2 separate regions of the Homo sapiens genome follow, and region 1 is linked to region 2. A link is a contact called in ENCODE Hi-C or POLR2A ChIA-PET data. All regions are on one chromosome and are shown on one strand. Each heading gives the region's core, a stretch centred on a gene start or an enhancer-like site at or near the end of the contact. The rest is flanking DNA. Distances are from core to core; before and after follow the strand shown.

Region 1 (5,609 bases), core at 1,729-4,228, 35 kb after region 2:
CTTCAGGCTGCCCCAAGACACTGCAGCCAAAATATACTAGGAAGAGCACTCCCAAGAAAAACACGCTTAATCCTGACCAATGAGAAGACGGAAGACCACACCACACTTGCATTAGTTGTGTATGTCAAAGCCAACAAGCGCCAGATGAAACAAGCTGTGAAGAAGCTCTAGGACACTGACATGGCCAAGGTCAACACCCGGATTGAGTCTGCCAGAGAGAAGGCATATATTCAACAGATTCCTGACTATGATGCTTTGAATGTTGCCAACAAAACTGGAATAACCAAAACTGAGCTCAGCTGGCAAATTCCAAATATAAATTTTTCACCATAAAAACATTTTAAAATAAGTAAATAAAAATGTTGGGCTACTTTTTCAAAAATTAAGAATTTCAAGACGGTGACAGCTTACCAGTAAACTAAGCACGGGGACCATCTAAATGAGGGGTCCTGCGTGACTGCACAGATTGCACACCCATGAAGCCAGCCCTGGTCACGACCCTAATTCCCTATTACATATATTACAATTATTTTTCCCAAAACATGTGGCATGTTTTCACTTTCTTTAAGGTGTCTTTTGATGAAGATGAATTTTTTAAATGAGAGGAACATTATAAAACAAATTTCAGAACAATTTCGAAGTACATAAAGCTGATTGTTTTTCCAAAAGTAAGAAAATTGGTGAACTCAAAAATAACAAACTTGTTTATTCAGGATGTTGATAGTGGGGGAAGCTATGCATGTGTGGGTACAGTTATGACTGTGTAGGGTAATGGGTGTATGTGAAAACTCTCTGTACTCCTGCTCAATTTTGCTGTGAACCTAAAACTACTCCTAAAAATAAAATCCAGGGCCAGGAGTGGAGACATGTGCCTGTGATCCAGTTACTCAGAGGCCAAGGTGGAAAGATCACTTGAATCCAGGAGGCTCAGGCTGCAGTGAACCAAGATCACACCACTGCACTCCAGGCTGGGCAACAGAAATAGACCCTGTCTCAAAAAAAAAGAAAAAGGAAAAAAATCCTATATACTCTATGGAAAGATTTTCTGTGTAAATCTCTATTCTTAAGTGAAAAACACACTGTGCAAGGGGGAAGGTGGGAAGACCAATTTGCAAAATAACAGTTATAATATGCTACCTTTGAGATTGGTGGATTTTAGGGTAAAGATAGAAAGAAACAAGAATCTGCAGTTATTTATTTATTTATCTTTTTTTTCTTTTTGTTTTTGAGACAGTCTTACTCTGTTGCCCAGGCTGAAGTGTGGTGGCACAATAGCAGCTCACTGCACCCTAGAACTCCCCGGCCTCGGGTGATCCTCCACCTCAGCCTCCCAGGTAGCTGGGACTAGAGACGTGCACCACCACGCCCGGCTAATTTTTGTATTTTTAGTAGAGATGGGGTTTCACCATGTTGGTCAGGCTGGTCTCGAACTCCTGACCTCGTGATCCACCCACGTCAGCCTCCCAAAGTGCTGGGATTACAGGCGTGAGCCACTGTGCCTGGCCAGGAATCTGTATTTTTATTGTCTTTATTTATATAAAGAAACTCTAGAAGGTTACATGAGAAATTGAACAATAGTTTCCTAGGTGGGGTGGAGCATTGGAGGAATGGTGTGAATAGAAACAAGGTAGCTGAGGGATATAGGTGGGAAAGACTTTCCACTTGTTTTTGTATTTAAAAGTATTTCTAACTCCAGGATAATCCATTACTACAATACATATAGATTAGTAAATGAATGAACCAAAATAGGGCCTAAATACTATCAACACAAACACACAATAACAGGACCTATTCTTTTACCATCTCTGGAACTAAGACCTTAGCACTGCCCACCTCACTGAAGTCATCAACCCAAGATCTCTAACACTAGTCCCCTTGGAAAAGGATATTTTCTCCATAATTCCATGTTGCTTCTCTCGGGGTCCGGGTCAACTTTTTCTCCCCTAGCTATACAAAGTCTCATGTCTCTTCTGAACAAAAGCCTCACCAAGCCAGGCACAGAGATGTAAGCCTGTAATCCAGTTACTTGGGAGGCCAGAGGATCACTTGAGCCCATAAGTTCAAGACCAGACTGGGCAACATGGCGAAACCCAATCTCTACTAAAAATACAAAAATTAGCCGGGCGTGGTGGTGTATGCCTATAATCCCAGCTACTCGGGAGGCTGAGGCTATGCTGTTCCAACACCCTCCAAATCTGTCTCTCTGCTTCAAATCTTACTTTTTTTTTTTTTTTTTTTGAGACAGAGTCTCACTCTGTCGCCCAGGCTGGAGTGCAGTGGCATGATCTTGACTCACTACAACCTCCACCTCCCCGGTTCAAGCAATTCTCCTGCCTCAGCCTCCCAAGAGGCTGGGATTACAGGTGCCTGCTACCACATCTGGCTATTTTTTTTTGTATATTTAGTAGAGATGGGGTTTCACCATATTGGCCAGGCTGGTCTTGAACTCCTGACCTTGTGATCTGCTCGCCTCAGCTTCCCAAAGTCAAATCTTACCTCTCTACAATTAATCCGCACCAGATCAACCAGAATGTACCTTGTACAGCATAAATCATATCACTGGAGTGATCTGCTTAAAACCTTCCAAAGGCTTCCTGCTGTTAACCCTACCTGCGTTACAACTATGAACTACTAAGACCCTACATGATATTAAAAATGACCTACCCTATATGATCTGGTATCTGTCTACAACTAACCTCATCTTTTTTCTTTTCTTGTTTTTTTGTTTGTCTGTTTTTGAGACAGGTTCTTGCTCTGTCACCCAGCCTGTTGTGCAGCAGCATGATCACGGTTCACTGCAGCCTCAACCTCCTAGGCTCTAGGGATCCTCCCACCTCAGCCTCCCTAGTAGCTGAGACCTCAGGTGTGTGCCACCACGCCTGCCTAATTTTTGTTATTTTTTGCAGAGACAGGGTTTTGCCATGTTGCCCAGGCTGGTCTCGAACTCCTGTGCTCAAGAGATCCACCCACTTCAGCCTCTAAAAGTGCTGGGATTACAGGCATAAGCCACCATGCCAGGCTCTGACCTCATCTGCTTTCCTCTTCATTCAACTACTCTCTAGCCTTACTGGTATATTTTCTCTTCCTCACACTTTGTTCCTATTTAGGGCTCTTGTACATGCTGTTCTTTCAGCTTGCAATGTGCTGCCTCCAGGTCTTCTGCCACTTCATAACATTTACGTTTTAACTCCAAGTTACCTCTTCTAAGAGGCATTCTACACAGTCTCACAGTTAAGATAGCAACCTAGGTCATTATCTACCACATTACTTTATCATCTTTATAACATTTATTAATACTCACAATTCTCATTTATTAATATAAATGTTTCTTCTACTGGAGAATAGAACAGTCTTGAGGATAACTTTTAACCCATGACACTTTTTTTTTTTTTTAAACAGAGTCTTTGTCACCCAAAGATTGCAGTGGTGCAATCATGGCTCACTGCAGCCTTGACCTCCTGGGCTAGGGATCCTCCCACTTCAGCCTCTTGAGTAGCTGGGACTACAGGCGTGTGCCACCACACCCGACTTTTTTTTTTTTGTAGGGATGGGGTCTACTATGTGGTCCAGGCTGGTCTCAAACTCCAGGGCTCAAGCAATCCTCCCACCTCAGGCTCTGAAAGTGCTGGCATTACAGGCTTGAGCCACTGCACCCAGCTACAACTCTATTATTATTATTATTTTTGAGACGGAGTCTCACTCTGTCACCCATGCTGGAGTGCAGTGGTGTGATCTTGGCTCACTGCAACCTCTATCTTCCAGGTTCAAGTGATTCTACTGCCTCAGTCTCCTGAGTACCTGGGATTACAGGTGTGTGCCACCACGCCCAGCTAATTTTTATAGTTTTAGTAGAGATGGGTTTTCGCCATGTTGGCCAGGCTGGTCTCGGACCTCCTGACCTCAGGTAATCTACCCACCTAGGCATCCCAAAGTACTGGGATTATAGGCGTGAGCCACCGTGCCCGGCCTATTTTTTAACTTTTCTATTAATTCTGAATTATTTCAAAATCACATACATATAAATTTCACACTAAAAAAGAATAGATTCAGGAAACATTTTTTAAAAACCCCCATGTCCTCTTTCTTCTTACTCAATTCATTATGTAGGATGTAGCCTACTTATTACAGTAAGTTCGATAAAAGTTTACCTATTCTCAAACAGGTAATTAGGGGTAAGACTTCTAACAAAATTCTCTAGGCACAGTAAAAATGAGATGACAAGTCAAAAAAGCAAGTAGAACAGGTACCCATTATAATGAAATGAGGTGATATAGCAAGAGTATTATTTTTTAAATAACGATAATCTACACAGGAATGAGCAGTTGTACCATAGCAATTTGTATCAAATATCAGAGCCTCCCCATTTTATGTTCATTGTGTGCTTCTGGATCATGCCACCGCCATTATCAATGCATTAAATGGATAAAATTACCTATATTCAAAGTTGTAAGAATGACAGAATAGGTATGTTTATAGTTGAAAACAGTCACAGGGCAGGTGCAGTGGCTCATGCCTGTAATCCTAAAGCTTTGAGACACTAAGGAAGGAGGACTGCTTGAGCTCAGGAGTTAGAGGACAGCCTGGACAATGTAGCAGATCTCGTCTCTAAAAAAAAATAAAAATAAAAAATTAGCCAGGCGCGGTAGCTCACACCTGTAATCCCAGCACTTTGGGAGGCCGAGGCAGGTGGATCAGGAGGTCAAGAGATCATCCTGGCCAACATGGTGAAATCCTGTCTCTACTAAAAATACAAAAATTAGCTGGGCATGGTGGCGCGTGCTTGTAGTCCTAGCTACCAGGGAGGCTGAGGCAGGAGAATTGCTTGAACCCGGGAGGCAGAGGTTGCAGTGAGCAGAGATTGGGCCACTGCACTCCAGACTGGTGACAGAGCAAGACTCCATCTCAAAAAAAAAAAAAAAAAAAAAGATAAAGAAAAAAATTAGCTGGGTGTGTTGGTGCACACATGTAATCCTAGCCACTTGGGAGGCTGAGGCAGATGGGTCACCTGAGCATAGTTCAAGGCTGCAGTGAACTATGATGGTGCCACTGAACTCCAGCCTGGGCGAAGCAGCAAGATCCTGTTTCTAAAAACAAAAACAAAAAAGAAGAAAAAGAAAGAAGGAAAGAAAAGGGGAGCCAGGCACAGTGGCTCACACCTATAATCTCAGAACTTTGGGAGGTCGAGGCAGGTGGATCACTCGAGGTCAGGAGTTCAAGACCAGCCTGGCCAACACAGTGAAACCCCGTCTCTACTAAAAATACAAAAAAAAAAAAAATCCAGGCATGGTGGTGGGCGCCTATAATCCCAGTTACTCGGGAGGCTGAGGCAGAAGAACTGCTTGAACCCAGGAGGTGGAGGTTGCAGTGAGCCGAGATCGCGCCATTGCACTCCAGCCTGTGTGACAGAGACTCCATCTCAAAAAAAAAAGAAAGAAAGAAAGAAAGAAAAGGGAAGGGGGAAAGTAGAAAGGGGAAAGGAAAGAGTGGCGGAGGAAAGGAGGGAAAGAGGGCAAGAGGGAGGGATTCTCATCTCTATTGAGATATTACAAGTTCCCTTGCCTGTGGAAAACTCCATTGTTAATTTGTGAGGGGAAAAAAAAAAAGAGAGA
Region 2 (5,364 bases), core at 1,242-3,741:
AGGTCTCTATACTCAGGAACTCTTAACCAATAAACTTCCATAAACACGAACAAAACTACACAGTCACTACACATGTTATTAAGGCACTAGTCCTAAAATTAAGCAAATCACTTCAGAGCAGCCTTTGAAGATCTGGTGTAGGAGCTTCTCAATCTTGCAAGTAATAAGCATTCAATAAGTATTTGCTGAATGAAAACATGCTGTATTAACTTATAAAGACCATACTTTGCAGGGCCAGGTAGGGTGGCTCAGCCTATAATCTCAGCACTTTGGGAAGCCGAAGCAAGTGGAGTGCTTGAGCCCAGGAGTTTGAGACCAGCCTGGGCAACATGGTGAAACCTTGTCTCTACTAAAAATACAAAAAAATTAGCCAGGCATGGCGGCAGGCACCTGTAATCCCAGCTACCAGGGAGGCTGAGTCAGGAGAATTGCTTGACCCCAGAGGGTGGAGGTTGCAGTGGGCCAAGATTACACCACTGCACTCCAGCCTGGGCAACAGAGTGAGAGTCTGCCTCAAAAAAAACAAAACAACAATAAAAAAATATATATATATACTTTGCTTATATTCAAATACCACCATGCAAAGACAGAGGTGGAAGCCAGCTACTGAACAAGTAACTCAAGTACTATGTCTAACCAAGAGCTGCCAACAAAAGCTGGAGGAAAAATGAAAGTTAGTATGTATGTATGTATGTATGTATGTATTTGTTTAGAGATGGAGTCTCATTCTGTCACCCAGGCTGGAGTGTAGTGGCATGATCTCAGCTCACTGCAACTTCTGCCTCCCAGGTTCAAGCAATTCTCCTGCTTCAGCCTCCTGAGTAGCTGGGATTACAGGCACACACCATCATGCCCGGCTAATTTTTGTATTTTTAGTAGAGATGGGGTTTCACCATGTTGGTCAGGCTAGTCTCAAACTCCTGACCTCATGATCCACCCGCCTCGGCCTCCCAAAGTGCTGGGATTACAGGCATGAGCCACCGTGCCCGGCCCAGAAGTTAGCATTTAAAATTGAGGTGGGTTTATGAAACATCAGCCCTCTGTCACAGAATTAGAAACATAATAAACCTGTACACGTCCCTAGTTTCTTCAACACAGATTTTTGTCAAGAATCTCAGAACTGAAACCAAATCACCCAATTAATACAATACTAATAAAAGAGCATGAAACTAGAAAAATAAAACTCTGGGATCTCACCCTTACCAGACAGCTGGAAATGGTAAGGCATCTGAGACATAATGCCCAGAGCAGCAATCTTTTCAAAGAGACTGACTGCATCTCACCAGCACTCCCATCCTATAGCATCAACTGCCAAGATATAAAATTCTAAATTTCTAAGCCATTAGAGAAAATGCATTAAGGTAGATACAAAAATTTCTTGATGAAGGCCAGGCGCGCTGGCTCATGCCTGCAATCCCAGCACTTTGGGAGGCCAAGGCGGGCAGATCATGGGGTCAGAAGTTCAAGACCAGCCTGACCAACATGGTGAAAACCCGTCTCTGTTAAAAATGCAAACATTAGCTGGGCATGGAGGCACGCCCCTGTAATCCCAGCTACTTGGGAGGCTGGGGCAGGAGAATCGCTTGAACTCGGGAGGCGGAGGTTGCAGTGAGCCGAGATCGCACCACTGCACTCCAGCCTGGGCGACAGGGCAAGACTCCATCTCCAAAAAAAAAAAAAAAAAATTCTTGATGAAATGATTATATCTAAAATGAATTACAAGGCTAAGAGTGGTGGCTCATGTCTATAATCCCAGCACTTTGGGAGGCCAAGGCAGGAGGACTGCTTGAGCCCAGGAGCCCAAGACCAGCCTGGGCTACATAGTGAGACCTCATCTATCAAGAAAAAAAAAAAAAATTAGCCAAGAGTTGTGGCATGCACCTGTGGTCCTAGCTACTAGGGAGGCTAAGGCAGGAGGATCACTTGAGCCCAGGAGGCTGAGGCTGCAGTGTGCTGTTAATTGCACCACTGCTCTCCAGCCTGGGCAAGAGTGAGACTATGTCTCAAAAAGTAAAATAAAAAATAAAATGAATTATGAGACAGGGCATGGCAGCTCACACCTATAATCCTAGCACTTTGGGAGGCCAAGGTGGAAGAACTACTTGAGGTCAGGAGTTCGAGACCAGCACAGGCAACAAAGCAAGACTAATTTAAAAATTGAATTATGAGAATGAATTCATGATTGGGCCCCTACTTTCCTTCCTCTCTAAATGTGTCATTCAACACACAGGATCCTTAGTCCAGTCATGCTGAATCACAGGTACTTGCCAGCATATCTCACATTCTCTCCTGCCTCCTACTTTAAACAGATTATTCCCTCTTCCTAAGATGTCTTCAGCTCCATATTGCCTGACCAAATTTTATTATTCTAGATTCCTGGAAACCTTCCCTGATACTCCTCGGTGTGTCTCAAGCACCCAGGACATACCTGTGACAACACTGGAGCACACTGTATTAAAGCTCACTGTGTACTCATCTCTCCCTAGTCTCATATTATTTCTAGCTCTTTAGCTCCTGGCACATATTAGCCTCTCAATAAATAATCACTTATGGTTAAATGAAGAAATGAGTAACAAATCCCACAGAATTTGTAAGAAGGAGGCCGGGCACAGTGGCTCCCGCCTATAATCCCACTAGCACTTTGGGAGGTGAATCACTTGAGGTCAGGAGTTCGAGACCAGCCTGGCCAACATGGCGAAACCCTGTCTCTACTAAAAATACAAAAATTAGCTGGGCGTGATGGCTGCCTGTAATCCCAGCTACTCAGGAGCCTGAGGCAGGAGAATTGCTTGAAACTGAGAGACGGAAGTTGCAGTAAGCCAAGATGATGCCACTGCACTCCGGCCTGGATGACAGAGCAAGACTCCATTTCCAAAAAAAAAGAATCTGCTAGTAGGACAATTATATTGGATATTAAAAATTTGATTTAAATCATGCTTGACAGGAAAACTTGAACCTTGCAATCTTCAATATAGTCTTTCAGCACTTACTCTAAGAAATATCACAAACAGCCTCCGCAAGTGATACCTTTATATGAAATCAAAATATTTTACCAATACATAGATAAAATGCCATATATATCTACATATCCTACAACTCTTTAAATTAAGAAAACTAGCCAGGTATAGTGGCTCATGCCTATAATCCCAGCACTTTGGGAGGCTGAGGTGGGGGGATCACTTGAGCACATGAGTTCAAGACCATCCTGGACAACATGGCAAAACCCCCTCTCTTCAAAAAAAAAAAAAAAAAATTAGCTGTGCATGGGACTACATGGCACACACCTGTAGTCCCATCTACCTGGAAGGCTAAGATGGGAGAATCACCTGAGCCCAGGAGGTTGAGGCTGCTATGAGCTGTGATCATGCCACTGCACTCCAGCCTGGGCAACAGAGTGAGACGGAAGGAAGAGTGAGACGAAGTGGGGCGAAAGAAAAAAAGTTGAAATTACTTAACTCAGACATTCAAGTCTATTTGCATGTGGTTTTACAAAATCTCAACCTACATTTCAGGTAGCCCATGTATCTTTCCTTAAAAGAATAAAGTAAAAAATATTAACAAACATATAAAATTCTTTTGCATAGATCAGGCTTTGCCTAATGCTGCCATGTCTCAAATACATAAACTCCTGTCATGTGAAGAAGAGCATAAAATGGATCTCACCTATAACTTAAAGATGGCACCCTCACTGTGTTGCAATCCCAGTAATGTTATAGGTGTTTCTGAAAATGATGTATTTTTTTAACTAATGTTTGACTATAAAACTGCTATTTTCAGGATAAGGCATCCTCTCCTAAATTTAAATAGGCTGAAGAACTCCCTTGATGTCAAAGGGATAACCATTATTTATTTCTCAAGCTCCAACAGACTGAAAATTGTTTCTAGTATAAAGAAAATAAAAAACTCATTTCAGAATAATTCACTAAGTTTTTATGTTTTATGTACTTTTCTATATCTGTGCTATATTTCACATTTTAAATGTCTTAAAATTTTTTTAATGGCAAAATACACTGCAAAGGCTAAGTATCTTTCTTGTGCCATCTTTAGGTGCATCATAAAGAAAAATTTTATCCTTTACTTTAACAGTTGCCCATGCTTAAAAATAGAAAAATCCTTCCTCACTTACAAAGAAAAATTTTATCCTTTAACAGTTGCCCATGCTTAAAAATAGAAAAATCCTTCCTCACTTACAAAGAAACATCACACCAATCTCCAAAATCAATTCCCCTATCTACAATTTCAAGGACAAAACCCTCACATTCAAAGTATCAATTGATTCAGAAATATTCTAATGATTCAGCAACATACTGAAGATGCCTGTAAAGCAGAATTATTGTGTTTAAAGACCTAGAAATGTTTTTCCCAACTAGGAGTAAATCATCAGAGGGAATACTGCAAGGTTAAATATATCTACCTTGATATTGTCATTAGCAATTTACTAATAACTGAGTTAGACTGGCTGTCAAACTTTGTAAACACTCTAAGGAGATATATAGTATTAAGCTAAATATTCTCCAGAAGAATGATTTTCAATTTTGTCATATTCAGTATTCCCCTTTTTTTTTTGAGACAAAAAAAAAGTATCCGGGCATGGTGGCACATGCCTGCAATCCTAGCTACTTGGGGGGCTGAGGCAGGAGAATCGATTGAACCTGGGAGGCAGAAGTTGCAGTGAGCCAAGATCGTGCCACTGCACTCCAACCTGGGTGACAGAGACTCTGTATCAAAGAAAAAACGAAACCAAAAACAAAAACAAAAAACAAGCTTTTCAAATACATAGATATCTGTAGAAAATTCAAAAATCATGTTTATATAAGACTTTTTTTGTTATACAAAACTGTCCAGTGTACTTCAGGATGTTTGATTATCCATTACCTAACAGTAGCACTTCCCTCAATCACTGTGCCAACAAGAACAAAATCATAACCCAACAAATTTCAAAACCATCTTTTGGGGGCTTCACACAGTCCACTTTCAGAATCACTGCCCTAAAATAATTCCTACTGTTACAGGATCCTTGGGGTGTTGTTTTTCTGGCCAGAAACATCTGTGGCCAGTGGCGCCTTTGCCTTAGTTTTGACAGGGCCCACTAGGCTCAGTCTGCCCACTTGGCCTAGCAGGCTGCACTCGATTCACACTATGGGACTGGATCCCATGACTGCCAAGGGAGACTGTGTGAAGCAGCAATGGGTGTGTGAGCAAGTGTGGGGTCCAGCCCCTGCACAGTCAGACTTGCCAGCTGCTGCAGCAGGGCAGGCAGCTCCAGGTGCCAGTACGGGCACCAGCTCTCCCTGAGGCTACGGCTGGACCAGGTGTACCACAAGCAGCTTCCACAGCTGGCACTGGGGGACATGGTGGCACCCG

Evidence for each region. Hi-C counts contacts between places; a loop is a spot of excess contacts on that map. ChIA-PET counts read pairs that join two places held with the same protein, here RNA polymerase II (POLR2A). Pooled maps may share reads with other maps.
Region 1: a pooled map shows a loop between it and region 2 (5-fold over the local background). The contact joins two enhancer-like sites. A Hi-C loop is called at or near these places in 2 of 168 maps with a recorded cell type or tissue (gastrocnemius medialis and transverse colon) and 8 of 50 pooled maps. POLR2A ChIA-PET finds 5 or more read pairs at or near these places in 10 of 52 experiments (CD4-positive, alpha-beta T cell, IMR-90, PC-9 and 7 more).

Annotation. Positions count from the first base shown.
Region 1 is chr3:138,796,958-138,802,566 of GRCh38, forward strand. All of the region lies in intron 1 of PIK3CB (phosphatidylinositol-4,5-bisphosphate 3-kinase catalytic subunit beta), which reads right to left. It also overlaps the pseudogene RPL23AP40. Among named protein-coding and RNA genes, the nearest start is that of PIK3CB, 35 kb to the right of the region's middle. Within about 2 kb of position 2,979, at least 3 of the 41 ENCODE cell types and tissues checked have a DNase peak (open chromatin) inside an H3K27ac peak, as active enhancers do.
Region 2 is chr3:138,762,445-138,767,808 of GRCh38, forward strand. All of the region lies in intron 2 of PIK3CB (phosphatidylinositol-4,5-bisphosphate 3-kinase catalytic subunit beta), which reads right to left. Among named protein-coding and RNA genes, the nearest start is that of PIK3CB, 70 kb to the right of the region's middle. Within about 2 kb of position 2,492, at least 2 of the 41 ENCODE cell types and tissues checked have a DNase peak (open chromatin) inside an H3K27ac peak, as active enhancers do.